Regions from separate parts of the Homo sapiens genome. Here region 2 is linked to region 1. A link is an interaction called in ENCODE POLR2A ChIA-PET data of the cell type or tissue named here. Cell type or tissue: IMR-90. All regions are shown on one strand. Each heading gives the region's core, and the rest is flanking DNA. Links, peaks and the distances in the headings are about the cores only. Region 1 overlaps KCNT1 (potassium sodium-activated channel subfamily T member 1). Region 2 holds the start of OBP2A (odorant binding protein 2A).

Region 1 (15,097 bases), core at 3,008-11,007:
CTTGCCAGACTGGCAGAATCATCAGTAACAAGGTCCCTGGGACACGGCACTTCCCGGGACAGCTCTAGATGCTCCGGACACCCACCAGGAGAGCCAGGGCCCCCTTCCTACTGACAGGGCTCTGAGGCCCCCCAAGCCCCAGGGTCCCTCTGGAGGCAGCAGGCCCCGTGTAGACATGGCCATGCAGCAGACGCGTGGGCACAGCTGTCGGTCGCACAGGCACAAAATGCCCCTTCGGGAGCCACACGCTCACGTGGTGCACAAGAACTTCCTGCCAGGGAGCAGCAGCCTCTCCTCCCTGCCTGCCACCCTGTGGAGCCAAGCCTCGGGCAATGGCAGTGGATGCCGGCGCCGGCCCTGTTCATGCAGGTGGCATTCCATGTTGACCCCAAGATGGACGATATCTCCTGGAACAGGATGCAGGACAATTTCTAGGTACAGCTGGAACTCCTGACACCCCACCAACGCTTTTGCTTTTGGGACCTGGTGGAGGGGTGACGGGTCACGGGACAGCTCACCCACCCTGCCAGGCCTCTGGGGTGCTGCCCTGCAGGCGAGCTCTGCAGCCCCCAGCTTCCTGCACTCTGCAAGTTCACTGCCTCGGAGAGCCACGCCCGTCACTGACTGCTGGGGAGGCACAGGCAGTGTGGCCTCAGCCTTCACTCACACAGTGGCCGCTGTTGTGATGAGCGCTGGAGAGGAGAGGAAAGCTGCATGCAGGAGGCTCTCCCGAGGGACCTGGCAGATGCCCTTGAAGTTTAAGGAATTTGAAATGAAGGGGCAACTTAATCCCCCGGAGGATTTCCCACGACATCTTTTGCAGCGTCCCCTTCTTTCCCTCCAAGCCTGCTCCAGGCTGAATTGCACCCCCAGATTCCCTTGTTGAAGCCCCCACCGCTGATGGGATGGTATTTAGAGACAGGGCCTTCAGGAGGTGAGTAGGCTTGGACGAGTTCATGAGAGTGGGGCCTCGGGATGGGAGCAGTGCCCCACAGGAAGAGAGCAGAGAGCCTGCATTCTCTGCCCCGTGGGCGCAGTGAGAAGACGCCACGTGCAAGCCTGAGAGATGCTCTCACCAGGAGCCTGGTCCGCCGGCGCCTTGATCCTGGGCTTCCAGCCTCCAGAACTGAGAAATAAATCTCTGTTGCTGAGGCTGCCGGGTCTGTGGTGCTTTTCCATAGCAGCTGGGAAGACTGAGACGAGGCATAAACACACTTACACCCATTCCATTTCAGCTGGACGCGCCGGATGATGGAAACGGAACAGTGGAGGGAGCGCATTGGGAATTACAACCTGAAGCCCAAACGGTTGGTGGCTTCCTGACGCGGAGGATGCCAGCCCCTCCCACTGGGCATCTGTGTTCTGTTTTACACTAATGCGGGAGGAATTTCATTTTGTGTCACACACATGAGTCCCTGGGACATGGGCTTGGTGATGAAGCCGTGTGCCCCGCTGTGCCGGCCCCAGGGGTGGGACGGGGGATGCAGCCCCAGGGGACGCGGGATTCGCCCTCTCAGGGTCTCCCTGGATATCCTGGGGGTGTGTTTGGGGGAGCCAGAGGCCCCCCGCTTGAGTCATAAAGACGCACAGGCTGAGGACTGAGCCAGCCCTGGGCCCAGGGGTATCACGGACCCTCCTCCATGCCCCCACAGCCAGGTGATGCCCCACAAGACACCGTTCACATGTGATGGGCCCTGGTCACCGACAGCCTCTGTGGCCCTCCTGTTGATCCTGCCCACTCCTTGGTCACCCAGGGCTGGAGGCAACGCAAGCCCCTGGAACCCACCGTCGGAGGGAGGGACAGGGCTAGGAGGAAGGTGCAGCCCACCCGGGAGCCACAGTCTCCACAGCAGAGGCGTCACCTTCCCCCACCCTGACTCAGGCCCACCTTCCAGGACCCTGCTTCCTGGTAGGGGGCCCAGGAGACAAGGGCGAGCAGGCCTGGCCTCCAGCCCTGTCCACAGTCGAGTGGGGGCAACACAGGCAAACCGACCCTGAGCTGGAAAGGGACTGGAGAAATCATGACATGCATTTCACTCACTCAGGACACCGTAAAGCACATGGAACCTGCCAGAACTTTTGGACACCATCCCGGGCCTTTCCTGCTCCAATAAACCAGACCTTGACTCAATCATGCAGGTGGCACACCAAGGGGGTCCAGGAAAGACAGACAGGCGGCCCCGAGGCTCTGGGATTGGCTCCTGGTATGCGCATGGCCGGCACCCTCCCCCGGCCAGGAGACCCCAGCCTGCCTGGGCCCCACCGGCCTGGCCAAGGCCATTTCTCAGGCTGGCCGTGTCCTCCCAAGCCTGTGGGTGTTTGCTCTGGAAAGGGCCCCAGGGCGAGAAGGGCCAGGGGCAGGACTGGGATCCCACCTGGCCCCTCCCTGCCCTATTAGTACGCCTGCACACAGCAGGATGGCCCCGGGCAGAATGTTAAATATAACCACCCCCTACCCCACCACCCCCAGGGACTGAGCAGGCTGGCGTTTCCCTGAGCTCAGCAGCTCTGGGCAGGAGGCACGCCAGGGGACCCGGTGCTGGAGCGGAGTGGCTTCGAGGCTGGGGCTGGCCCAGCAGCTCAGGCCGAGAGCGTTGGGGGCCACTTCAGCCCCTTCTGGGGGTCCCCCAGTCCAGGGGCCACCCTTCCCAAACTCAGCTCCAGGCCTCTCCCACCCCAGCCCTCACCCTGCATGGTTCCCCGACTCCTCCTCGAACCTTCACGGCCCCTAAACCACCACTGCCCCTTGGGCTCGGCCGTGTGTCCCTCGTGCCCCACCCTCACCTTTGGGTCAGGCCTGGCCACACCCTTCCTCCTGACTGTCCCCCTCTGTTTCAAAGCTCCAGCTACACCTGAGTCTGTCACATGGGGACCTGGGGCCCTAAGGCAGGAGCAGGGTGGTGCAGGCGCAGCCCAGCCCTAGCTTCCCCAGAGCACCCCCGAAGGAGAGCTGACCTGTGCCCTAGGTCCTGCCCAGGCCACTCACGCCTTCACGCAGAAACTCTGGGCTCAGTGCCCTTCAGGGAGCTGGGGCTGGCTCCCGGGCCTTCTCAGCTCAGGGTCCCAGAGTGGCCTTCAGAGAGCAGGTGGGGTTGGGGGTACAGGCAGGACCCCCGCCCCCAGCCCCAAGAGAGGCGGAGCAAAGCTCCCTCTGGAGGAAGGCTGCCTGGGCCCCCTGCTTCTTCAGCAGGGGCCAGGCTGGTGTGTGGGGGCAGGATGATGGGGGTGGGGAGGGGATAGGAAGAGATGATGGAGCTGGGAGGGCTGGGCAGGAGGAGGGCACTTATGCAATCCCAGGCTCTTCGCAGGAGGGATGATTCTAGAAGGCCCTCAGCACACCGAGTCACCCAGGTCTCAAGGCACTTCCCCGACCAGCTGAGAAATTGTTCAGCTATTAAGGATGACAGATGAGGGCTCGGAGGGCAGGGCTGTTCCTAGAGACATCCCCACCGCAACCCCTTCTGCTTGGAGGCCTGGTGGGGCCTTCACCCTGTGAGAGAAGCCTCTCTCTGTTCCCAGCTACCCTGTCCCTGCGGGGCAGCTGGATTCACTGTGGGGTAGGGTCGGGTGAATGGAAGGGGTGCATCCAGCAGGGCCAGGGAGGGGTCTGGGCTGCCCCCTCCTTCTGCACCCATTCCTGCTCCTGCTGGCCCTGCCTGGCCCATCCACAGTTGCTGCCTGTGGGGCCGGCAGGGGTCCATCCTCCACGCAGGCCCGCTGCCCCGTGTTCCCAGCAATGCCGGGCCCTGTTTGTGGTCCACTTCTCAGCTTGTTGTGTGAAAAAATATTTGGTGTTGCTCAACTCCAGAGAACCAAGTCAAGTTCCGTTCTCTGTTGTCAGAGGAGCTAATGAAACAGCCTGGTCAGGCCGCTCTGGGGCAGTGTTCTGACCCCGGGAGGCCTGCACTGGGGCCGGGCTTTCTGTGGCAAGGCGGCCACTCCCTTCCCAGGTGACCCTGGTGCCTGGGCCCCATGGCACCAGCTTGGGGCACTCAGCTTGGGGTGGCCCAAGGAGCCAAGGCAGTGGCCCTGGCCATGCTCAGGGACGAAGCTTCCTCTTGCCTGCCGGAAGCCCCAGCCAGTGGGCAGGGCCTTCCTGGCACCTCTCATGTCCTGCTTAATGCCTGGGAGTGTTGGCGACCCTGACGTTGCCTCCAGTGGTGGCTTCAGTGGCCCCGGTGGGCTGGGTCCTGGTGCAGCATGGCGGGGGGTGGCTGCCTGCCCCACCCCTCCCCACTGGGACTCCTTGTCTGGAATCTGCCCCTTTGGAGAGATGGGCCTGTGGTGTGACAGCCCCAAGTGTCCCCAAAGCATGCATCCCCCGACATACACAGCATCTTCCTGAGCCTCAGTGCAGGGCAGGATGGAAGCCGCACCTCCACTGCCACAGACCAGAGTCTGCACAAGGTGCCTGGGACCCAGCTCGGGGACACCGTCAGGACCCAAGCCCTCAGGCAGCCCCTGTCCCGCTGGCTCCTCGAGCTGCCCTTTGGGGGCTGTTAACCCCTCTGCAGAAGAAGAGCCCAAGTCTGTGTCCTCCAAGGGCCATGACGCTCACTTAGGCTTCCGGGACACTCTTGAGAGCTGGCTCTGGCTGGGAGGGCCAGGGCCTCCATCAGTTGCCCCTGGACTCCCAGGCAGAGGGGCAGTGAGACTGTCAGCATGGCTCAAGGGGCTCCAGAGCCTGGGCGCAGGTGGACTGTGGCTGAATGCTGCTCCATGGGAGCACCCGAGACACCATCTGGTAAGCAGTGGTGAGGGTCCACCATCAGGTCCCTGAGGTGAGTGAGCTCCCAACTCTGTCCACTTCCTCCACCGGGCGGTACCGATGGGCTGGGTCATCCCCGCTGGGAGCGGCCTGCCCAGCAGTACAGCCTCCTCTGCCCACATGGCCCGCCGAGCTCTTCTCTGTCCAAGGCCACGGGCGATGGAGGCTGTGGTGACTCACTGCCAGAGGCTCTACTCCCGGGGGAAACAGGAAGCCCGAGTCCTGCCCGCCCACCTGCTCGCTCACAGCCTGCCAGGGGTTGGCAGCAGCACCCGCTTCCCTCACAGAGCCTGCCCCAGGGTAGAAATAGGGAGGGCGTGAGGGGTGCCAGTCTGTGCTGAGCCCCCACATTGCACCTGCCCTGTGCTGATGGTTGGGTCTCCCTGCCCCTCAATCTCTTCCCCTGGTGCAGAGAGAGACCAAGCGGCACTTCCACCTTACCCAGACCTGAGACACCCCCATGGCCAAGGCCACCACGATGGTCCCTCAGGGGCCCGAGTGGAGCCTGTGCTGCCGTGTCCGGGCACACCAGCCCTTCCGTCCACAGCCCAGGACCCCATCCCAGTGTCCCCTCCCCTCTACCTAAGGGCTTTCTCACCCAGAGCCGGCAGGCAGGTCTTGCTGGGCTCAGCCCTTTCAGACCTGGGCCCCCTATGGCCTCCAGACCCCGCCTGCACTCCCTCCTGCATTCAGATAAGCACGTCCTCCCACCTCACACGGCTCCTGTGAGTCACTGCAGTACACAGGAAGGGGGTCCCACCAGGCCAGGCAGACGACCCCTGGTCTCCACTCCAGGAAGGGGAAGGCACAGGCACTGGGGATGAGGAGGAAGATGAGGAGATATGGGATGGCTTCTAATGGCAGATAGAGGCATCAGACCCCACCCCAAGCACCCAGGAGGGTCCTCCAAGCGGCTGATCCCCTCCTCCAGGTCAGCTTGGGGTTTCCACAGAGCCAGGGCTGGGGTCCCCACGTGCGTGTCCTTATGGATAGGGGAGGGCTTGGGTGACCTCAGGACCCCTGTCAGCATCCTGATTTCCCTCATTGTTGCCCACCCATTCCAGCATCGGGGTCATGAGAGAGGCCATGCCAGACTCACCCAACCCTACCATGGAGGCTGAAGCAAGCCCCTTTGGGCAAAGAAGGTTTGAGGAAGAGAAACCCTTCAGGCCAGGCTCCCTGAGCTGCCTTCAAGAGGAGAGGCCCCCAGGCTGCTGCTGAGACCAAGGAGCTGCCATTCCTGGGTGGGGTAAGTGGGGGTTCCCCGGGCTCCTAGGCCTCTAGGGCACCCTCTCTTACATCCAGTCGAGGCAATTTCTCAGGAGGGCCTGAGTCCACGTGAGGAGCGGGTTCAGCTGTGCCGGGCAGCGGCTGGCGAGCTGGCAGGTGACTTGGGCAGAAGCCCCCAACTCACTTGCCCCTGCGCCCCCGGAAAGTTGCCCACTCCTGTACTGTGCCCAGCCAGCCTCACCAGCCCCCGCAGCCTCCAGGGGGAGCCAGGCAAAGCTGCTGGGAACCGGGCTGGACACCAGCCGACCAGCAGCCCCCCACCTTCCAGATCTCGGGGTGCCCAAGGCCACCATCTCCACCAGGCCCAAGCTTCCTCTCAGAGGTGAGAAGTGGGGAACCACTCTCAGAGGGAAGCTAAGTCCCCTCCCTGTCCCATCCTATAGACACCAACACCACAGGAGCCAGGTCCCCTTCCCTCTCATCCTATAGACACCAACACCACAAGAGCCAGGTCCCCTTCCCTCTCATCCTATAGACACCAACACCACTGGGGCCAGGTCCCCTCCCTCCCATCCTATACACACCAACACCACAGGGCCAGGTCCCCTCCCTCCTGTCCTATACACACCAACACCACAGGGCCAGGTCCCCTCCCTCCCGTCCTATAGACACCAATACCACAGGGGCCAGGTCCCCTCCTGTCCTATAGACACCAACACCACAGGGGCCAGGTCCCCTCCCGTCCTATGCACACCACCACCACAGGGCCAGGTCCACTCCCATCCTTCACACATGAGAAAAGGTATGCAGCACAGCATCTCTGAGGCCATCTTGAGGGACAGCGCCACAGGACAGGTATGGCGACCACACAGCCCCGAAGCTCTAATCCCTGGCCACTCTCCCTCCAATAGAACCTCACTGTATACTTCATTTCCAACCAGAGAGAGCAGGGCACTTGTGGGGGTGGCACAGATGCCCTGTACCCCATGGGCCTTTCCTGGAGAGGACCCACAGCCACGCACTAGCTAGCACACACAGCCACACACGTCCAGCGGTCCACCTCCTAATACCATCGGCACACAACCCATGTGCCCAGTGGGCACAGCACGCCAAGACCGCTAGAATGCAAATCGGTAGCTGCCAGGGGCTGGGGGATAAGGGGGCATTGGGGAGTGAGTCCCAGTGGTTAAGGAGATTCCTTCTAGGGTATACAAATGTTCTCGAATTACAGTGGTGAGGGTGGCACAGTGTTGTGTACTAAATGTCACTAACGGTAAATTCTGTTTTATGTATTTTACCACAATTTTAAAAAACCACACCCAGGATCAGGGACTCATTGTGAAATCCCATGCCAGCTTCTCCTCTCCCAGGGATGGGCATGGTTCTCTCTAGGCGGACAGCAAAAGCCTCTGCTGTCCACTCCTGAACACTCAGGAATACAGCATTACAATTTGATCAACCACAGCCACAGGCGTTATCGAGTCATCTGGGAGCCCCAGGCACCATTAGGCGGATGGACACCACTTCCTGCCCAATATCGGAAGGATCTCCCAGGGCTGCCGTTTTCAAGAATTAACCAAGTCCCAGCTGAACAGGCATCTGAGGGGCTGGTGCTGGCTTAGAAAGATGTTGAGTCCACGGATTCGGCCTAGGGAAGCTTTGTGTGGCTCCCAGGAGAGCCTCCCAGCCACGCACGCCGCCCTGGGACCAGCCTGGCTGACTGCCCTCTGCCCACACAGGGAGATAAACTAAACTCTTCACCTGGGCATTTGCACTTAGGTGGGCTCATTATTAGAGCACTGAGTTCAACAAGATGAAAAACCAAGTTTAAAAGGCCTCTCTGCAGGACGCTCACTCCCTGATTCTGAGTGGATGAAGACTGGGCTCAGTCCCCACTCCTGACTCTTGGTTCACACAACCAAATGTTATGGGAGGTCTGGTAGAATATTCCATTCCCCGCAGGCAGAGGGGTTTTAAGACCCCCTTTTTACAAATCTTCATGGTCCTCATGGATACAGTCCCTAGGACTGACTCTAGTTACAAACATGATTTCTTTTTCAGCTGCGGTTTCAGCAGTAGATTATTCTGAAAGCTGTTTGTGTCCTGACCATTTTCAACCTCGTGTACTTTGTGTGCTAACCGGAATAACTGCGTTGTTGGGGGAAAGTGCGGATTTGCTAGCTGAGCCCAGGGCTGGGTGGTGACGGAGCCCTGGAGACAGTGACAACCCCGACCCTGCCGTACCCTACACGCTGGAAGAGGAGCGGTTCCTGACCTGAAGCCCCCGCGGGCTCCAGCTCCGCGTGAGTCCTCAGAGCACTTGCCTTCACTTGCAGGCAAAAAAGCGCCTCCCCAGAGCCTGGCAGAGCTAAAGTGCTGGGTGTTTACCCAAGACAGCTATTTGGGGAAAAGGAGGAGAGAAAAGCAACATTTCTTCCAGCTTCCTGCCAGCCCCCTCAGCGGATGAATTATTCCCATGGGCTCATCCTGTTGGTCCTTAACTGAAAGACACAATTCATTTTGCCTTTTTAGCCCAGGAGATGTTGAGGGGACGGGGACACGGTGACTCGGAATAAGTGACCAGGTCACGAACCTGAAGGACAAGCTCCCTCATTGAATAATTAATCAAGGACCGCTGCCTGAGCCTGGAGGACGCCAGCCCTCAGCCAGGCTGCGGGCTCCGCCACCGGGGCGCTTCCGGCCCTGGCTTGCCCCCAAAACCAGAAAAACTGGGGTGCTGGGGGTTGGGAGCAGACACCGGAAGGCCAGGCCGCCCTCCGCCTCCGCGCCCCAAGTCGGGCTCTGGAAGACTCCGCAGCTCCGAGCATCCCGCGCCCTCCTCCGGAGACCCCCTCCCGAGAAGATGCTTCCCCCTGCCCGCACCCCCTCCGAAACTTCTGCGTCCCCAGAAGCCGGGAAAAGTTGAAGGGCGCCGGCGGCTGCGGGGGCGCGCGGGACCGGCCGTCAGCACCGCGGACAGCTCCGGGCGTGCGGCGGCGCCGGGACGGCGACCCCAGCCCCCACCCCGCGCCCGGTCCCTACCTGTCGTCGTTCTGGAAGGACGGGTCGCCCAGCAGCAGGTCCCGGAAGCGGTAGCGCGGCGGCAAGGGCAGCACCTCGGAGTCCAGGTCGCTCATCTTGAAGCCGGCGGTGTCCAGGAGCGCGCCGTCCCCCGCGCAGGGCCGCCTGCGGGCACACGCCAGCGCCCCTCAGCCCGCGTCGGGCGCCCTCGCGGACGCGCGCAGCCCCCGGCCCGCCAGGCCCGGCCCGCGCAGCGCAGCCCGCGGCCACCGCGACCCACCGGGCGGGCGGGCGGCCGGGCGGGGGCGGGCCTGGCGGCACATGCGGGCGGGGGCGCGCGGGACCGGCTGCGCCGGGCTGGGGCTAGGGCGGGGGCTGCGCAGGGGCAGGGGGCGGGGCTCCCTCCAAAGCGGCCCCGGGGCCTGGCAGGAGGTAAGGGGGACGGGAGCTGTCATGGCCAGCTCAGGGACAGGCGCGCACCACTCCTCCCTGATCCCCCAAGAGCCAGGATGGAGGCCCTCCCCCTGCTCTGAAGCCCCGCCACACCCCTGCAACCCCTCCCAACTCCCCAGCTCCCCTCCCCGTCCCCAGGGTCTTTGCCGAGGCCGGCTGCTCAATCTTCCTTCAGGGTCCAGCCCCAGAGACCCCCGTCTCAGACCCTCAGGCTGTTGAGGGGTGAGGGTGGAGTGACCAGGAGGCCTAAGAAGACACCCTTGTTTGCAGCCTCCCCAGGCGGAGCAGCTCAGCTCAGGTCAGAACCCCGGGGGGCTGCCAGGCCCTCTGGGCCCTGAGCTGCCCTGCCACTGTCACCAGGTGAGGGATCAAAGGGACACAGAGAGCTGGCAGCGCAGGTTAGGGGCATCGTGGCACACCAGGTAGAGTGGGAGGACCCCTGGTGGTCTGCAGTTCTTGGGGGCCCAAGCAGGTGTCTTCCAGGGGTCTTGCATCTTTCCTGTCCCCATGTCCCCCACTGAAGTGAGTTTTGGCTGCTCCAGGAGAAGCAGGAGCTGAGGGGCAGGGAGCTCCTTACCTGGCCCAGGCCGGCCCTTGTTCAAGGCTTCGAGGCCAGCAGGAGAGCAGAGGGGGGATGGAGGGGGCTGGCTCCCCCACGGGCAGGGGCAGGAGGCTCTGACCATACCCAGCTCCCCGTGCTGTGCCCGTAGGCCCTGCACAGAGGCCACTCATTTGGAACACCAGGTCCAGGGATGCTACAAAACTCTCCTCTCTCTCCTCAAGTCGGGAGGGGTGGGCACATTCCTTGAGCCCCCACCAAGTGCCTCTCCTGTGTCCCCTAACCCTCAGACAAGCAGCAGGCAAGGAGCTATGGGCACCCCAGGCTGAAGCTGCAGGCAGCAGGTGCGTGCCCCAAACCCTGCTCCTTGTTCTGAGGTCACAGGTTCAACCCCCAGGATCTGGCAGCATTTAAAAAATAACATTTTCCTAACTGCATCAGCGTAGCTGCATGTTTTTCCTTAGTCACAAGCTGGCTGGGCCATGGGGAGGTGCAGGCAGGCAGGGGAACCACGTGGCCAGGGGTCGGGGCTCTATTTTCTTGATTTTGTGCCTTCCTCACTGAAAGCCCCTTTCAATGGCAAAACCCCAAGAGACTGCCGGCTCCTCAGGCGTGGCTGCCTCCTCCCGTCCCCACCCCGTCTGCCTTTTGAGCGGCTCTGGTTCCTCCTCCTGGCCTCAAGGCCCAGTCTTGGCAGGGCCCATGGACAAGCTCAGGGGCTTGGACCTTGGCTTGCTTCAGGAGTCACCAGGGGAAGGAAGTGCACCAGGAGTCCAGAGACCTGGCCCCACCCCTGCTCCCCAGATGTGGCCTGGGGAGGGTGACAAGGACAAGATGCCCTTCTTCCCTTGGGAAGCTGCTTTGACACTTGAGCGAGCACACGGCCATAAGCAGGTGTCCTGCAGGCCTCCTGGCATCCTGCCTTGTTCCCCCCACAGAGCCAGAAACCTTGAAAATACTTCGCTGTTGTGTTGGCTGAGGGCCGGGGCTAAAATCCTTGGCTGTTGTGTTGGCTGAGGGCTGGGACTGAGGGCCGGGGCTACAGGGTCTCTGGGAAAGGGGCCCATCGCAGGAGGACAGCAGCAAAACAGCTGCTCCCCGTGTCCTCGGGGTCTGGTTGAGACTTTTCGCAAGCAGGAAGGCCTACATCGGCCAGCTTTTTTGGGCACAGGGGGAGAGGGGAGTGTTGGGGGGTCTGGTCCCTGTTGAAGCTGGTTCAGGTGGAACTGGAACATAACCCTGGCATAGCCAGACACGGGGACCCTGGGGCCCACCTCGAATTCTGCACCCCCTCTTCTCTTGCGCTGTCCTCCCTGTGTGACCCAAGGGGCCCTGGAGGAAATCTAGGACCCCCAAGGCCACATCCATGATCTTTTTATTTTCTGAGTGACTGCTGTGCCAAATAATTACCAATTTCCATAAGAATTCTGTGTTTGGTGGCTTAAGGAAGGTGTCCCTCTCCTCAGCCCTTACACTACTCTCTGGACAAGGTGTGGAGCTCAACCTGTGGGACTCACACACCCCTTGGAGCCAGGGCTGAGGTGACGGGACACAGCACACCCCCTAGACAAGGCCGGGGCAGCCCAGGGGCTCAGAGCACCCCGCTGCTCCTCTTGGGGACTCTCTGGGCTGTCAGCACACACCCTGCAGGCCCAGAGAGTGGCAAGAGTCCCGCTGGCATGAGTTCAGTCCTGGCCCATCAGTCCTGCTGGGCGGCCCCCGGCGAGTCACTTCACCTCCCTGAGCCTGTATGCTCATGCGTGAAGGGAGATACTGATGCCTGTTCCCTTATAGGAAGAGTGTGAAGATGTAACCAGACAGCATGCCTGAGGCACGCGGAACAGGGCCTGCAGGTGAGTGCTTCAGCTACAGCAGGTGTAGCGTGGCCAGCAGTTTGGCTGAGCTCTTATGGACAAAGGCTATGACCCAGGGTGGCCGGCGCCCAGCGTGCCCCCTCCGCTCAGCTGAGGCCCATCAGAGAGCTCAGGCTTGGGACACTGACTTTTGGAATCCATCTGGAGAGGCCAAGAATGAGCGAGGCAGTCCACACCTGGGCACGGCAACAGGAAGTCCCCGTCAGCTGTTTGGTGCACACGTAGTCACGTGCACTGACCCTGACAACCCCATCAGAGGGGAGCCCGGCAGCTGTGCTCAGTGCCAGCTGCCATGGACTGAGAGCCAGCTGCACGCCAGGCACCCTGGCAAGCCAGGTGGTGGCATGGAATCCTGAGAACAGTTCTCAGAAGCCAGTCTCCATCCCTAGTTCCTGGCAAGGACAAGTGGCTCCCAGAGCCCAAGGAGCGTCACTGAGGTCCCGGCAGAGGCACTGGGGTGGGGGCCAGGTCCAGGTTCACCTTGGGCTGTGCTGCCTTTGGCCAGCTGGGGGGCTCTTCTGATAGCCAGGAGTGCCTGCTTCTCACTCCCCCTGCATCTGTTCCCGGTGGCCATGGAGCCAGGGCTGTCTGACAAAGTGCTTAAAGACAAGCTTCTCCCGCCAAAGGCTCTGGGCATTCCCGTTCCAGTTGGGAATGTGAGGCTGCCCTTGCCATCATAAAGGAGGCCTCATCTGTGCACTGCTGCGAGAAAAAGGATAAAAGCAAGGAGTCATGAAGGGGGCTCTGTTTGGAGTTGGCATGATTGCTTACTGGAAAACCCAAGAGGAATCAACTGAAAACCTACTAGAGCAAATACGGAACCTAGTATGGCGGCCAACCCAGGAGCACCATGGAGAGCAGGAGCAGAGAGCCACCGGGAGAAAGCCCTGCTCACAGCAGGCGCGGGAGCCCCAAACCCACAGGGGCGCACAGCGTTCCTGAGAGATGGACTGGAAGCTGTCGCTGGCGGAAGACGGAGGTCTTCTTCCTGAGGGTCTAACAGTCCCTTCTCCAAACACACGGGTAAAGGGAATCGCCGCCAATCAAGAGCGCATCACTATTTTCTCAGAATTTGATGAACTGTTTCAAAAATTAATCCTGAAGACTATACGTGCAAGAACAGCCACAGCAGTTGTGAAAAGGAACAGAGAGGGCCCTCGTCTTCTGCTGCCAGCACCAATGTCCAGCCACAGCAGCTGACACTCTGCGGTCTGGCCCAAGAAAAGACAGAGAGTGGGGAGACACAGCAGAGTGCCTTGACCAGCTGAAGCCCACGTTGGAATCCAGGCTTGAGAAAGGAGGCGGGGGGCACTCCTCGTCCTATGGTATTGGAACGAGTGCAGCTCCACCTGTCCTGACTCAAGTCACGGTTGCAAATATCAGGAGGGGCGACATCCTTCCCATTGTGTTGATGGAGAAATGGAGGCCGGAGAACTTCAGAAATGCACTTGACCTTGTTCCTTATTTGTCCTTGTTTATCACTTGTCCCCTTGCCTTGGGAGGGCCGGTGCTTGAACCCAGTACCTGGCTCCAGCCTATGCTATGCAGTGTCTTCTGTTGGATAAAATAAGATTAGACCCCATCTGCAGCCCCAAACCAAGGACAAGATGGAAAGAAAATACAGGGAAAAGTGTTCAGAGCTGAGAAGGCCTTTTATTTAATACACGAAACCCAAAAATCATCTATTCCAAGAGGAATAGATTTATAAAAGCTTCTACATCTGAACAAAACACTGCTGTTTAACAAAAGACATCACTGGCAAAAGGAAAGAATAAGCGACCAACAGGAAGAACATATTTGCAACAGAATAATCATCAGAACACAGCCTGGTGCCTACAGGTCCCGTGGAAAGGAAAACAATCTGGCAGAAAACATGGCCGGGTGCAGTGGCTCAAGCCTGTCATCCCAGCACTTTGGGAGGCCAAGGTGGGTGGATCACCTGAGGTCAGGAGTTTGAGACCAGCCTGGCTAACATGGTGAAACCCCATCTCTACTAAAAATACAAAAATTAGCTGGTTGTGGTGGCACACACCTATAATCCCAGCTACTCGGGAGGCTGAGGCAGGAGAATTGTTGGAACCCAGGAGGCGGAGGTTGCAGTGAGCTGAGATCGCACCACTGCACTCCAGCCTGGGTGACAGAGCGAGACTCCATCTCAAAAAAGAAAACGACTCAAAGGATGGATGAGTGAGGTTCAAAGAAGAGGAATGGAAAACAACGCACAAGTAAAGACAAGCCACCTAGCTAATAATTAGAGAGATGCAGAGTTGGACGGTCTCCTGCGCCAGTGATCGGCTGTGGTTACAGAACGGGGGGTTCTGCAAGCCAGGGCTCTCATGTAGTGTCCAGCCGACTGGGAGCAGTGGATTAATTATGATGGAATCGTGGGTCCTCTCCAACTTGGAACCTCTACCTGGGGACATTTTTGATCTGTGGCCGAGGAGGCCCAGGCATGGATTTTCATCACGGCCTCATGTGTGAAGGTGAACACTGAAAACAGCCTGCACGTCCCTGAACTGAGGAGCGACTGACAGCTACAGCCAAGACTGCTCTGTGAAGGCACAGGTCTCTGTGAGCCTGCGTGAGCCCGTGTGGATGCATCACTACACAAACAGAATGGCATATAATGAACCCCATTTAAAAACTAAACACGACCGCTTTCCACAGAACCCTAAAGAAGAGGTGGGTTTCTCTGGGCACCCAGCTTGTAGGTGATATAGAGACTGTCCCCACACACTGGCAGCCACAGTGCTGGGGGCAGGGTGGGGTTCTAGGGCAGCGTCTCACCCATTGTGCTTTGCAAAGTGAATACATCATGCACGATGTGTGTTATGGCAAACGGAACAGCTAAGGGCTAAAGATGTCCTTCCCTAAACTCCAGCATCACCAGGCCCTTATTTCTGCCCCGGGTGGGGCTCAGAAAGAAGCAAGGAGCCTGCCTCTCAGGATCAGCATAGGAAGTCCTGGATAAAATGTCCTTTCCCGCAAAGACTTCTCTTAACATTGCTTGTGGTCCAGCATGGTGCCTCACGCCTGTAATTCCAGCATTCTGGGAGCCCGAGGTAGGCAGATCACTTGAGCCCAGGAGTTCCTGACCAGCCTGGGCAACATGGCAAAAACCTTCCTCTACAAAAAATAACAAAAGTTATCCAGGCATGGTGCCTGTAGTTCCAGCTACTCAGGAGGCTGAAG
Region 2 (15,097 bases), core at 4,130-12,129, 160 kb after region 1:
ATTGGGAAGGGGGAGGTATACCTGTCTCTATTCGCATATAACATCATTGCCCAGGTACAAAATTGCAAGAACTCTACAAAACCCCTCCTAGAACCGAGTGAGGTCAGCAAGGTCAATCGCACAAAAATCCACCGTGTTCCCACACAGTGTCAAGGAGTAGACAGAACCCGAAACTGGAAATTCAGGATTTGTAATCACACACACAGCATGTAGGCAAAAATCTCACCAAATATGGACAGGACTTAAACTCTGAACCCAAGGAAGGGAAATCAAAGACCTAAGGTAAAGGACAGGCACAATGTGTTCATGGGCTGGAAGCTTCAACACAGCAAAGGTGTTAGCTCTCCTCAACTCAACCTAGAGATTTAATGCAATTCCTATCAAATTCTCAGCAAGATATTTTGTAGGTAGCTATAGACATGTGTGTGACACACACACACACATATATACATATATACATTTTTTTGAGGCCAAGTCTTGCTCTGTTGCCCAGGGTGGAGTGCAGTGGTACGATCTTGACTCACTGCAACCTCTGCATCCCAGGTTCAAGTAATCCTGCTGCTTCAGCCTCCAGAGTAGCTGGGATTATAGGCGCCCACCACCACACCTGGCTAATGTTTGTATTTTTAGTAGAGAGGGGTTTTCACTATTTTGGCCAAGCTGGTCTCGAACTGCTGACCTCAAGTGATCTGCTCACCTCGGCCTCCCAAAGTGCTGGAATTATAGGTGTGAGCCACCACACCCCACCATATGTAGATATATAGAGAAATTTTTTTTTCTAAAATTTACATGTCAAGGCAAAGGAGCTACAATTGCTAAAGCCATTTTGAAGAAGAATAAAGTATAAAGAGTTAGTCTACCCAAGTTTACAAGCACTATTATCAATAGTCACCAAGAGATTGTGGTATTGGCAGAGAAATGGACACATAGATCAATGGGAAATAGAGAGTCCAAACATGGACTCACACACAACAACAACAGACCTTTAACAAAGCTGCAAGAACAGTGCGTGGGGGAAGTGTTGTCGGAAAAGAGGGTCCCAGTCCAGACCCCAAGAATGGGTTCTTAGATCTCACACGGGAAAGAATTCAAGGTGACTCACAGAGCACAGTGAAAGCAAGTTTATGGGAAATGACTCTGTGCCAGAGCCGGGCAACCTCAGCGAGCAGGAGGAACGCCCGTCCTCTGTGAGTGCCTCTGTTTGTAAGAAGCTGTAATGAGCTACAGTGAAACCTGGATCATGCAGATGCACTCGCTAAAGATAGGGGCTCCTAGTGTGATCAATGACCATTTGCCCTTCAGCCTCAGCCTACTCGTTGACGTTATTTGTGAGCAAAGATAACCCCCTGCACTCCCAGGTCATCGGTACATTCTCCAGGCTTGGTGGGAGATGCCTCGTATGGGCATAAATGTTCTGCAGTTATAATTGGTGGTCAGCTTAGTATGCGGGTATTTTCAGACCATAAGCTCGCGCCTGTAATCCCAGCTACTCGGGAAGCTGAGGCACGAGAATCGCTTGAATCTGGGAGGTGGAGGTTGCAGTGAGCCGAGATCACGCCACTGCACTCCAGCCTGAGTGACAGAATGAGACCCTGTCTCAAAAAAAACAAAGCAAACAAACAAATAAAAAAAAAAACCAAGAAAGAAAAAACCAGCCCACAGGCACTGAGGTGGACAGGAAGCCAGTTGTCAGCTCCCCAGGGTTCCCAGCCATGGAAGTAGCTGCTGCCTCTCACCCACGTTGAGCTCATGTGCTGTGAGACCCACCCAGGTACTGGCACATCATGCTCTGGATGGGGGTGGTGGTGTCCTGTAGGCAGAGAAACAGGAAATTGTCGTAGTCAGTATCGAGCAGCATAGCCTCGTTATATAACCTTATAGGTGCCTTGTGAGTGTCTAGTTATTCACGTTAAGATGGAGTCACTCTGGTCATGTTTCATTAAACCAGAGGCCTGGCAAGCGGGAGTCCCTCTAAAAGAAGGACAGTCTTTGCAACAAATGGTGCTGGAGCAATTCATCACGTGCAATCGATCCCATGCAAACGAAGAACCTCCATCTAAAACTCACACCTGACATATGCATTAACTCATAGTTTAAAAGTAAAACATAAAACTATACAACTTTTAGAAGAAAGCGTGAGAGAAAATCTTCAGGACGTAGGGCTAGGTAAAGAATTCTTAGACTTGACACCAAATGCAAGATCCACAAAAGAAAAAAACTGGTAAATCATACTGCATCAAAATCTGAAACTCTTGCTCCAGAAAGACCTTGTTAAGAGGATGAACGGGGCCGGGCGTGATGGGTCACACCTGTAATCCCAGCACTCTGGGAGTCCGAGGTGGGCGGATCACCTGAGGTCAGGAGTTCGAGACCACCTATGGCCAACATGGTGAAACACCATCTCTACTAAAAATACAAAATTAGCCAGGCCTGGTGGCACATGCCTGTAATCCCAGCTACTCAGGAGGCTGAGGCAGGAGAGTCACTTGAACCCAGGAGGCAGAGGTTGTAGTGAGCCAAGATCACGCCACTGCACTCCAGCCTGGGTGACAGAGTGAGACTCCGTCTCAAAAAACAAAGAGAGAGAGAGAGAGAAAAAAAAAAAGAGGATGAAGAGGCAAGCTACAAACTTGGAGAAAACATTTGAAAGTTTCATATCCAACAAAGGACTGGTGTCTGGAAGATATAGAGAACTTTGAAAATTCAACAGCAAAAATAAAATCCACCTAGAAAATGGGCAAAAACCATGAAGGAACATCTCCCCAGAGAAGATCTATGGGTGGCAAATAAGCACCTAAAAAGATGCTCAATGTCATTGACTATCAAGGAGCACCAATTAAGGCCACAGTGAGCTATCACAGCCCAGCTATTAGGACAGCTACAATGAAAAGTAGGGACCTATTAGGACAGCTACAATGAAAAGTAGGGACCTATTAGGACAGCTACAATGAAAAGTAGGGACCTATTAGGACAGCTACAATGAAAAGTAGGGACCAAACCAAATATTAGTGGGGATGGAGACAAACTGAATCTCTCAAAATGTTGAGAAATGCATACTTTGAGTGGCTCTAAAATGGTTCAGCCATGCTGGAAATTGGAAGTTGCTTTTGTTTTTTATTTAAAAAATTTTAAGCTTAAATAATAGAGACTGGGTCTCACTATGTTGGCCAGACTGGTCTTGAACTCCTGGGCTCAAGAGATCCTCCCACCTTGGCCTCCTAAAGTGCTGAGATTACAGGTGTGAGCCACCACGCCCAGCTGGAAGTTTCTTTTAAAACTAAGCATATGCTGGTCCAGGAGTGGTGGCTCACGCCTGTAATCCCAACTTTGGGAGGCCAGAGGGGGATGGATCACCTGAGGTCAGGAGTTCGAGACCAGTCTGGCCAACATGGTAAAACCCCATCTCTACTAAAAATACAAAAAATTAGCTGAGTGTGGTGGTGTGCACCTGTAGTCCCAGCTACTCAGGAGGCTGAGGCAGGAGAATCGCTTGAACCTGGGAGGTGGAGGCTTCAGTGAGCCGAGATTGCGCCACTGCACTCCAGCCTGGGTGACAGAGCAAGACTCCGTGTAAAAAAACAACAAAACAACACAAAAATAATAAGCATATGCTTACTATACAGCCTGGCAGTTTTACTCCTGGGCATTTATCCCGAGAAATGGGATAAATGGACACAGAAAACCCGGTACACAATTGTCCACAGCAGCTTTGCCTGTAATAGCTAATAACTGGAAAACTCCATCCGTGAATGAATGGTTAGACAGACGAGTACATCTGCCTTATGGGAGACTCAGCCATAAAACGAGGTGAACTGCTGATACCCACAGCAGCAGGAGGGCGTTCAAGGGAACTACGCTGAGTGAAAAAGGCCAACCCCAAAAGGTCGCATACTCTATGACTTTGTTTATACAATATTCTCGAAATGACATTATAGAAATTGAAAGCTGAGGCCGGGCGCGGTGGCTCACGCCTGTAATCCCAGCACTTTCGGAGGCCAAGGCGGGCGGATCACGAGGTCAGGAGATTGAGACCATCCTGGCTAACACGGTGAAACCCCGTCTCTACTAAAAAGTAGAAAAAATTAGCCGGGCGTGGTGGCAGGCGCCTGTAGTCCCAGCTACTCGGGAGGCTGAGGCAGGAGAATGGCGTGAACCCCGGAAGGCGGAGCTTGCAGTGAGTCAAGATCACGCCACTGCATTCCAGCCCGGGAGACAGAGCCAGACTCAGTCTCAAAAAAAAAGAAAGAAAAAGAAAAAAGAAATGGAAAGCTTATTCGTGGTAGCCAAGGGCTGGGCCTGGGGAATGGGTGTGTCTGTAAAGGGGTAGAACAAGAGATCTCTGTGGGGATGTACCATTCTATATGTTGATTGCCGCAGTGGTTACACACATCTACACATGTAAAAAATTGCATAGAACCACACACACACACACACACACACACACACACACAAATGAATAGAAAACTGGTGAAATACGAATAAGACCTGGTTCTGCACGATGTATGGTTATGTAAATCTTCACACAGTAGTTATGTGAGGTCTGACTGTAGCTATGCACAGCAGGACCCCTCTGTACTATTTTTGCAGCTTCCCATGAATCTATAGTTATTTCAAAACAAAAGCTAAAAAATAACAACACAACTCAAACTTCCCCTCCTGGCTAACATACAATAGCAGGTATCGTATTTGCTCACCTTAAACAACTAGAAATCCAGGAGATTTCGGAAGCAGTGCTTTCTGGATATTTGACAACAGGCCGCGAAGGATCATGATCCCTGAAAGACACAACACGAGTGCTGAGCTCTGTGACCCCAGCAAGGCCTGGCTCAGGGCAAACGAACCCAAACAGATCCCAGGGCGCCACCCCACACACGCTGAGGAGAAGAGTGTTAGAGTGTGGGGAGGCGGAGGGACTCGAATTTGCTGGGCAAAGCTTCGGAGAGAAAGGGCTACACGGAGCGCTCAGGAGACACACAGAGGGGCAGGAAGGAAACCTCGGAAATGGTCAATGGAGTGACTCTTAGAACTCACACAGCCGAGAAGAAAGCCTTCAGAATACACGAGGCAGCGGGCAGAATTCTCAAAAAGAGACTGAATTGGTAGCGGGGTTAGCAAGGGCTGTTCTGAACCCATTCGAATACAATTAAAAGCAAGTATTGGGAAGATCCAACACGTTAAAAATAATTTAACTGTAGCCACACGGAGTCTAACATTATTTAACGAAAAACAAAATGGAGTGTGTTATTTCTTGCTGCATAAGAAATTGTCTCCAAACAGAGCAGCTTCAAACAATGATTTCTGAGGGTCAGGAGGTGGGGAGTGGCCCAGCTGGGTGGTTCTGGCTCAGGGTTTGCAATGAGGCTGTGGTCATGTTCTGGGCTGGGACTTTGGGCTCTGGAGAATGTCTTGGAACTGGTGGGCCACAATGGCTGGTGGGAACTTCAGGCTCCTGCCACATGAGCCTCTTCCTGGGGCTGCTTGTGACATGGTTCCCCACCATAACCAGTATGAGGACCAGTGGGGCTGATGTCACACTCTGTGTCTGACTCATGCGCCATCCCTTCCTCCTTGTCATATCTATTAGAAGTGGGTCACCAGGTCCAGCCCACACTCAATGGAAGGCATCACACAACGGAAGCCATCCTGGAGGCCAGCTGCCACGTCAAGAAACCAACAACGTGAAATCCACAAAGTAAATATGACATCCAGTTAACAATTACCAGGCAGGCAATGAAGCAAGAATATATGAGACATAACCAGGAGAAAAATCGAGTGATAGAAACAGATCCAGAAATGACAGTGATGGTGGACTTAGCAGATCAGGGTGTTAAAGACCCATTAGCAATATCTCTATGTGCTCAAGAGGGTACTGAAAGGCAAGAGCTCAAGGAGAAGCAGAGTGCAAGGCATGGAAAAGACCCAGGAAGGAAAACGGTGCTTCCACTGTGGAAAACAATTGGCAGCTTCTTAGAAAGTTAAACACATCATTATCCCATGACCCAGAAACTTTGCTTGAATTGAAAACAGGAATTCAAACAAATATTTGTGTGTGTGCATATTTGTGGCTGCACTGTTCAGAAGAACCAAAAGATGTAAACAACTCAAGTGTCTATCAAACAATGAGTGGACGAAAAGCATGGGGTTGGCTGGGCGAGGTGGCTCATGCCTATAATCCCAGCACTTTGGGAGGCTGAGGCGGGTGGATCACCTGAGGTCAGGAGTTTGAGACCAGTCTGGCCAACATAGTGAAACCCCATCTCTACTAAAAATACAAAAATTAGCCTGGCATCATGTTGGTGTGCACCTGTAATCCCAGCTACTAGGGAGGCTGAGGCACAAGAATTGCTTGAGCCTGGAAGGTGGAGGTTGCAGTGAGCCAAGATTTTGCCACTGCACTCCAGCCTGGGTGGCAGAGCAAGACTCCATCTCAAAAGAAAAACAAAAAAAGCATAGTGTTTATTCATATGGTAGAATATTATTCAGCTATAAAAAGGAACAGGGTACTGGTCCATGTTACAGCACAGAAGAACCTTGAAAACATGCTAAGTGAAAGGAGCCAGTCACAAAACGTCACATGTTGTATGATTCCATTGATAGGAAAGGTCCAGAATAGGTAAATCCTTAGAGACAGAAAGTGGGGGTTGAATGCTGCTGGAGACGGAGCTTCCTTTGGGGGCGACGGGAACGTTTTGGAACTAGGCAGGGGCCATGGATACGCACAAGGGTGTGTGGCCTCATTGCTACACAATTGTACACTTCAAAACAGTTATTTGACACACTGTGAATTTCACCTCAGTGAAGTTTTAAGAAATTAAAGGGGAATAAAGAACCAGATGGAAATCCTAGAGATGGAAAATATGGAATTTGACGTGATGAGTACACCCTGGGTTCACAGCAGATGGAGCAAGGGAAGCGGGGTGGGCTTGGGGCCCAGTAGCAGACCCATCCACAAGGAAGCCACAAGAAAAGGGCCAAAAGGGACGGGGGTCAGGGACCCATGAGACAACCTCAAAGGGTCTGACCTACACAGAGTCCCAGCAGCGAAGAGAGAAAGGGCTCTCTTTTTCTCCGACGGCCCCTCTCTCCTCTCTCAGGCTGGCCTGGTGCCCTTCCTTTGCCAGATTTCCCACGCAGCTGTGAGCTTAAGCTTGAGGTCCCCTGTTCCCCCGGAGCACCCTGGCAAGGTGGTGTCCCAGGTCTGCAAATTCTTCCACTGCTGAAGCTCCTCCTGCCTGGATCTGCCCTTGCCCCGGCCTGGTCCACTTCGTGACTGTGCAACCGCGAGCAAAATCCTTAATCCCAAGGCTCTGTTTCTGCATAGAAATGAGGACAGTGCCCACGCCACTGGGTTCTTCCAGGAGTAGGCGATATAGGCATGAAAAGCTGGTGTCACAGTGCCTAGCACAGAGCTCAGCCGATGGGAGCAGCTTGTACGCTTGGACTCACCTGGATATCCCTGTTGGGACCAGGACCCTCGGGAGTGAGGTTGTCTGGGAGAGGCCCGGAAGCTGCCATGTTGCTGAAATAACATTGGAAGAGGTCATTTTCAGCACCGAGTGAGTGAGGCTGAGCTCAGAGACCAGATGGGAGAGAGGGTTGGGGTGGAAAAGACGCAGAGGGAGCTGGGAAGGGAGCTGGGCTGGGGGCACAAGCTGAGGAGCATCCGGAATGCCACCTTTTTGAGATGGTTTGTGACAAACGTGAAGGGAGGCAGTGGGCGGGTCCACGTCTCCGCAGGGATTGGCATGTTTCCTGCCCAACACTTTATGTGCGAGTTTCCTAAAAGCTGGTGGGTGGGCGGGAACCATCCAGGAACAGGGCTGAGGGGCTCGGGGGTGGGCCAGGAAAAGGGGGGCGGGGTCAGGAGGCTGCTGGGGGGTGGGCAGAGGCGTGGGGGCGGGGCCAGGAGGCAGAGTGGGAGGCAGAGGCGTGGGGGCGGGTCCGGGAGGCGGAGTGGGAGGCAGAGGCATGGGGGCGGGTCCGGGAGGCGGAGTGGGAGGCAGAGGCGTGGGGTGGGTGTGGTGACAGTGTCTGGTTTGGTCTCCTTAGTGTCAGCATGAGGGGCCAGAGATGCTTCAGGGGAGGCAGGAGAACCTGTCCCAAGATGGCCCTGCGTCCATCAGCAGAAGAGGAGCCTGGCCAGGGGCTGCCGGGGGTGCCCGCCCTGTGAGGCCTGAAGGACCAGGTCAAGCCTTTATGTTGGGGGGTTGACATAGGAGGATGGCCGGGCAGGAGTGGACAGAGCTTAGGCGCTGACCCGTCAAGGGTGGGCGACCTGCCCTTGCCGGAGTGCTGCCTCGTCTGATGACTCAGTCCTGGCTGCTGGGGGGTGACCAGCCCGCAAGTGACCAGCACTGCCCCTTCCCAAGACAATCAGGAGGTCCTGAACACAAACAGCTCAGCCCCAGCCTCTGGGCCAGCTCCCACCTCGTTCCTGGCCCCCCCGAGGATCCACACCACTTGACTTCATTCATCTCCTGTGTCCAGGGTCGGGGGAGGGGGGCCCAGGGCCTCAGGGCTGTGGGTGCCACCTGGGACTGGCAGGCCCCAGAGCCCTTGTGTGGGGGAAGGGGGAGGATGCCGACCAGGGATTGGTGAGGAAAGGGCAGAGGGGAGCTCTGTCTTCAGGCCTAGGTGGACCAGAGCATGACCAGCCCTGACGGGGAAGGACGTGGGGTCACAGTGGGTGGGGAGGGGCAGGTGCTCTGGGGCAGGATGGAGTAGTTCCGGAGCTGGACGTATCACTACAGGGAGCCGGAGGTGCCTGGACCACCAGCCTCGACCCTGGGCACATATTTGGGGCCAGGTCATTTTCGTGTCCGGGATGAGGACACAAAGCTAAGGGAAGCCTCAGCTGGGCCCTTTTACTGTCGATGCTGGGCCCGGGCCTGACCCTTTCCAGGGGTTTACATTTCGTCAAAAAGCAAACCATGAGCTCTTGAAAGTCTGACATTACTGGCAAACACGTGGTTTTAATGTAGCCCTTCATCGCAAAGTGAAAAATTCCAAGTGGAATTCTGACACACGGGAGAAGCTTGAAGGAGATCAGCTTCTTCAAAACCCACAGCCCGGCAGGTGAGGAAAGGTGTCTCGGTGTCTCGGGCAGGGTGGGTTGGGCAGGACCTCATCCCAGAGATACTCCACCCACCTCCCTAAGCTGCCCAGGCAGCCAGTGGTACCCCCTTCTCTGTCGGGCGGAAGTCAGCAAAGACACGAGAGGTGGGCTCTGGCCGAGGTCCCCCTGGGGCTCCCAACAGCATTGAGACTCTAAGTCTGTCCAGGCGCCCAACCTCGGAAACGTGCATCCCTCCCTGCCCTGCCCTGCCCAAGGCCCTCACCTCGTGGGGGCGGTGGGAACCAGCCTGGCCTCTGGGCTTGCAGCACCAGGATCAGGCTCAGCTCTCCGGTCAGCAGGGGTGGCCGCATGGCCGGGGACCCCACTTCTGCTCTGCTCCTCCGGCCTCTCCACCACCCATTTATCCCCCATCCTGAGCTGCCCCAGGAAAGTCCCACCTCCATTGTCCCTGCAGCAGAGGGACTTGCACGATTGCACGTGGTAGAAGGAGAGATCCAGTCACTACTGTGGGAGCAAAATGAACGCAGGCCTTCAGTTTCATTCAGGAGCCACCAGGGCCCACAGGCCTCACTTCCTCCTGGGCTGGCAGAATGCAGGGAGGGAGGCAGTGTCACCCGGCCGGCAGATGATCAGACGAACAGCTGGGGCAGGGATGCGGGAAACCCACAGCCACAGCGCCAGGCAGGAACCGATCCCAGATGCAGCGCCAGGCCCTCCTCGTGGGCAGGAACCAACCCCAGCTGCAGTGCCAGGCCCTCCTCATGGGCAGGAACCGACTTCCCAGCTTCTCCACATAGGTAAGAACCACTTCCCAGCTTCTCACGTGCTGACTCCTGTTCCCGCCAGCATCACCCCTGCACCCACACTCGCCGCTCTGCAGTCCGATCTCCGTCTTTCCCAGTGAGTCTCCCCACTGCTTACATGCACCACAAATCCTCTTCCATCAGGTAAAGACTTTTACCTATTTCTTATATTTTTACACAGACCTCCTAACCCTTCTGGAATCTGCATAGTAGCATGGGGAAAGGGAGATACCTCACCACTCACCCGTCTTTGTAGGATGGGGTCTGCCCTGCCCTCCACGTGTGGCCCGTGGACAACCAGGCTGGCTCCGCCTCAGCTCACCTCGGCCCTGCTATCTTGGCCCATTTCCGGGCCATCCTGTGGCCTCTGCCAAGACTCACGTCCAGGCAGGAGATGGAGAGGCGAGGATGCTAGTCTGGGCGGCAGGCAGGCAGTGGTCGCTTGGTGCACAGCCAGCGGCCCTGGGGAGAGGCGGTTGCTTTGCAGGCTCATCCCCCAGGAGGCCTGTCCCACGTGGGTTTGTGGCTCCTGGGGCGTGTTTATCACCCTGGTATGGTGGCCTATCCTCCCTCACTGTGGCCGGCCTCCCCACATACCCGCATCCCTGCAGCCCCAGTGTCTGGACAGATCCTGGCTCTGGACAAACCATAAGAAGGCCAGGGTGGGCCAAGGATCTCAGAGAACAGGGCCAGCTCTGCCTTGCTCCAGGAGTGATGACGGAGGTGCCAGTGCCCCTCTCTCCAGTGCTGCCACTGAGCCCAGGCTGCTAAAGTGGGGCCGCTCGGAGGATCCCACTGAGACCCCCGGGGCGGGAGCCCTGTGGTGGACCCACTGCTGCAGCTCTGACGCCGTGTCCCCACTCCCGCCCTCCCAGTGGCTTCCCAAGTGCTCCTGCCCAGAGCCCTGCCCGTCCCAAGCTGAGCCTGAGATCCGAGGGCGGCTCTTCCGGAGGCCCCTCCAGGACATCACGCAGCCCCACAGCCTGTTGGACATCGTGCCTCTTGTGGTTTGGCCCTTGCTAGGTCCAACATCTCCCCAGCTTCCCTTGTGGCTCCCCCTCCCAGCAGGCCTCCCAGGGAGCCGGTGCGAGCCCCTCCGTCCCCACAGATAGGCCTGCCCAGAGCTGGGGGAGAAGCTCTTTATTTGGAGTCAGGTGGGTGGGAGCAGGGAAGGGTCATGGCTGGAGGGTAGGTCCAGGTGGTCCGGGCTCTGTGTCTGGTGGTAGGGTGGGCTCTGGAGGTGCAGACCCGGGGGCTGCTGTGCTGGGAAGAGGAGCAGAGGTCAGGGAGGCTGCAGGGTAGGGCAGAGGCCAGGCCCAGAGCTCCCTCCCCAGGCTCTGCAGCTTCCACATCGGCCACTGCTGGGCAGCCTCGGGGCTCCAGAGCAGCCTCAGCTCCTCCAATGACTGGGCAGGCCTCTGAGCATCCTTGGTGAGTGGGTGGGGGGGAGTAGACCGAGTGGGGACAGGTGCAGGGGGCGATGGGCCGAGCTGACACCTGAGGGAGCCGGAGGGAGGCCTCGCTGTGGAAAGGCCGAGGAGGACCCTCACTCGGGCTGGCAGGTGCAGGAATGGTAAAACAAAGGACTTCCCGAATGTCCCAGGAATTTTGGGTGGGCAGACTCTGAGGTGCCAACCTCGTGCCTGACCCTGGGGGGGTCTCCCTGGCTGTGTGGGATGGGAAGGGCCAGAGCAGATGTACCCTCGAACCCCGGGAACCCAGGACTCTGGGCTTGTCCAGTGCCCTCCTAAAGGCTCACTCACCCTAGTGTTCGAGAACGCAGCTTCCTGCAGAGACCAAGAAAAACCCAGGGATTAGAAGGCGCCCTAGACCAGGGCCCAGACCCCATCGCAGCCCAGGGCTCAGAGCCCCAGACCCCATCGCAGCCCAGAGCGCGGAGCCCCAGACCCCATCGCAGCCCAGAGCGCGGAGCCCCAGACCCCATCGCAGCCCAGAGCGCGGAGCCCCAGACCCCATCGCAGCCCAGAGCGCGGAGCCCCAGACCCCATCGCAGCCCAGAGCGCGGAGCCCCAGACCCCATCGCAGCCCAGAGCGCGGAGCCCCAGACCCCATCGCAGCCCAGAGCGCGGAGCCCCAGACCGCATCGCAGCCCAGAGTGCAGACCCTCCAACGACGAGGATGCTAAGCAGGGCCCAGAGCCCCTGCGAGGAGACTCGGGGCACACGGGGAATGCGGGGGACATGGGAGGACATGGGGGTCATGGGACACTGGAGATCACACAGAGACACAGGGGAACACGGGGTACTGGGCACAGCCGTCCTCACCCGTCTGCAGGGGCATGAAAATGTCCTCCTCCGAGAGTCCCTTGTGCTGCACCAATTTCTTAAATTCTTCCAGGGCCTCCAGGTTGGTATTAGGATTCCTACCTGCAGGTGAGGTGGCCAGGTGAGCCAAGGTGGGGACAGCGGCACGGCCCTGCAGGGAGCAGATGCTAAAAGGAGACGACCACGGCCCAGCATCAGGACGGGGGAGAGGCCCGAGAGTGGATCAGAGCTCAGGGGTGGGGCTGGGGACAGAAGAGATGGCAACTGTCCAGCACCAGGCAAGGGGGAGAGGAGGCCTGAGAATGGACAAGAGCTCAGGGGTGGGACTGGGGACAGAGGAGACGGCCACCGCCCAGGTGAGAGGTCCCCAGGAAAGGGGACAGTGGCAGGGTCCAAGCCACTCAGCAACCCCAGGGGGACCTGGGCAGCTCCCAAAGCCACTCTGCAGGGTCATAACCCTCACCTGGAGGGACCTTGTGTCCCAGAGGCACTGGCTGCCCTGCCGCCCTGGAGAGTCCCTGCCCCATGAAGAGCTCTGTTAAGATGCTACCTCCCCCTTAAGGTGAGGCCCCTACACCTGAGACCCCACAAGCGGCCCTTGGCAGGTTCATGTCACCGAGGGCCGTGTCTGTCCCTGCCTGGCCCACCCCACTCCCACTTCAGGAACTTGGACCAGCCATCCAGGGCAGCGCTTGGTGCCTAGCACACGAAGGCCGGCGCAGGGGGCTTCCTTTTCCCCCCGTGCCAGGGCGTGATGATGGTGGTTCCACTGGCTTCTGGAGGCAGAGACCATGGGGCAGGACATGCAGGCCCCAGCGGGCCCCTCACCCACAAGCTTTCCCATGTAGCGCAGGCCCCCACGGCGCTGGTCTTTGCAGTAAAAGACGTAGTCGTCCGTCCCGGGCAGCTCCTGCAGGTATATGAGCTTCCTGCCCCCATCTGTAGATGACAGAGAAGATGGGTCTTCAGTGCCCTCATTCCCGGAGAGAGCACTCAGGACCACACGAAGAAACACTCAGGAATGTTTCAGTGGTCACCCAGGTGCCCTGGACAGCCTGAGCCAGGCCTGGCTGCTCCGCACAGCATGGACCCGGACACGGAGGCAGGAGCCTCCTCTCGGAAGGTCCCAATGCAAGTAATGGAGCCACAAGGCCAGAGCACGTCCAGGACTAGAGTCCGGCCTTCCCAGCTCCAGCAGCTGCTCCTGCCCCACTTCCCTGTCCCTAACCCTCGGATTCCTGATCCCAAACCCTCAGCCTTGGCTTCCCATCCCTAACCCTCGGCCTCCTGGTCCCTAACACTCGGATTCCTCAATGTGTCAATGGCTAGGGCCTCCCAGAGGGCAGGCTTGATCTGGTCCATCTCTACTGTGGACAAGCCTGTCACACCTGGTGTCTGATGTCAGGGCCACCAGCCCCCCAGGAAGGAGAGGCCAGCCCCTCCTTGGAGGTGGGCAGGGCTGGGACCCTGGCAGAAGTGTGGCCTGGGCACTCTCCACCTGCAGTGGGGCTGGTGCATCCGGGGTTGGGCATGGGGAGTGGGGGGTCGGGGAGGGGCTCACAGGCGCTGAATTTGCCAGGCTCCTCCGTCTTCCGCATCAGGATTTTCTTCTGGATGCACCGATCCTCCCTCCTGGAAAACAGGAGACACTCGGGCAGCGGCTCCCAGGACACACCTGGCCCATCCTCAGCTCACCTGGTGCATGGCCCTGACCCGGCAACCTGAAAATTCCACTGCCCCCCCACCCCACCGAGCTTCAGGATGTCCTGGCTGTTTCCCTCCAAGGCAGGGGGTGACTCTTCCCAACACCCGAAATGTGGATGGGGCAATGGGCACCAGGTGGGTCTGGGGCGGGGAGCGAAAGTGGCCTGAGGGGCCCTGCAGTGGGCAACACTCACATGAAGGTGAACGTGGCTTCCAAGTTCCCACCGCCCAGGGCTGTCACCTTCACTGGGGACACCTTCCTGGGCCTCCTGTCCTCCGGAAAGTCCTTATCGACCACCATGGCCTTCACGTACCAGGTCCCTGTGATCTGGAGCAGGCCAAGGCCGTGAGCCCACCATGGGTGGCCCAGATTCTACTCTGACCCTGGCACTCAGGCCTGCAGCTATAACCAGACACCCATGGTGCCCGGCTGCCACCCCTAAAGGCAGGCTGGGTTCCTGCACCTTAGTTAGAGCTCAGCTGGAGTGAGTTAGAGCCAGCCCCCTGCTCAGGGCTCCCAGCCCCCAGTGGAAGGAGGGCATGTCTGCACCCCATGGACCCCCGGGCCCCAGCACCAGGTGAGCCCTCCCTCCACAGGGCCCAACCCTGCGAGACCTTCGGGCTTCAGGCGTCAGTGCAGCAGGAACCCCTGAGCCGAGCCTGCTCCGGCCCTGGGCCTCGGGGGGCCGTGTCTGCTGGAGGAACAATAGGACCCCTCCACCACCACCCCAGGCTGGGAGCACGGGGTCAGAAGCCAGCCTTCAGTGACACCTCCTAAAGCAGGGCCCCTGGCACTGCCCCCTGCCCAGGAGTCCACCTGGCTCCTCCATCCGCCCACGCCAACCCAGCTCACATCCTCCTCCTCCAGGGTGAAGGACAGGGCAGCGGCCAGGCCGAGCGTGACACCCAGGAACAGGGTCTTCATCTCCAGAGCTCTGTGCTGCCGACCTCGGCAGGTCACTGGGCGTCTGAACAAGGCTGTGCTGGCTCCTCTCGAGATGTTCTTTATAGCCCCCTGGCCAGTGTCCTGGGAGCACGTGGCACGGTGCACCCCTCCCCATGGTGGCAACCAGTCCTGCATCCGGGAGGGGGAGTGTCCTCATTGCTGGCATCTGGTGAACAGCAATTCAGTGCCAGCCAGAGAAGAAAAGACACACGATGCTGTCCAGGGTTTGCATCCAAATGCGCCCACTTGGATGAGCCCGGAGGACTCCAGAGGACAGGGCAGG

What was found. Peaks named below come from ENCODE experiments on the same cell type or tissue, not always from the same donor. Only the 100,000 strongest peaks of a DNase experiment are listed, where the experiment ranks them.
Region 2: POLR2A ChIA-PET joins it to region 1 with 16 read pairs; 2 of 35 experiments call an interaction of 5 or more read pairs at or near these places.

What each region holds. Positions count from the first base shown.
Region 1 is chr9:135,708,664-135,723,760 of GRCh38, reverse strand. It overlaps KCNT1 (potassium sodium-activated channel subfamily T member 1), which reads right to left. Exons shown (of 31, transcript NM_020822.3): 2 at 9,041-9,184. Among named protein-coding and RNA genes, the nearest start is that of KCNT1, 14 kb to the right of the region's middle. RefSeq lists an enhancer at 4,844-5,138. In IMR-90, for the core only: no CTCF peak of the experiment used is centred there; no DNase peak of the experiment used is centred there; H3K27me3 peaks cover 2,876 bases.
Region 2 is chr9:135,545,877-135,560,973 of GRCh38, reverse strand. It overlaps OBP2A (odorant binding protein 2A), which reads right to left and starts at 14,848. Exons shown (of 7, transcript NM_014582.3): 1 at 14,722-14,848; 2 at 14,063-14,196; 3 at 13,726-13,796; 4 at 12,993-13,103; 5 at 12,165-12,266; 6 at 11,643-11,666; 7 at 11,005-11,137. The coding sequence starts at 14,793. The coding sequence ends at 11,644. LOC107987040 (a long non-coding RNA gene) reads right to left here and starts at 7,304. Exons shown (of 3, transcript XR_001746586.1): 1 at 7,023-7,304; 2 at 4,695-4,775; 3 at 1,658-1,810. In IMR-90, for the core only: no CTCF peak of the experiment used is centred there; no DNase peak of the experiment used is centred there.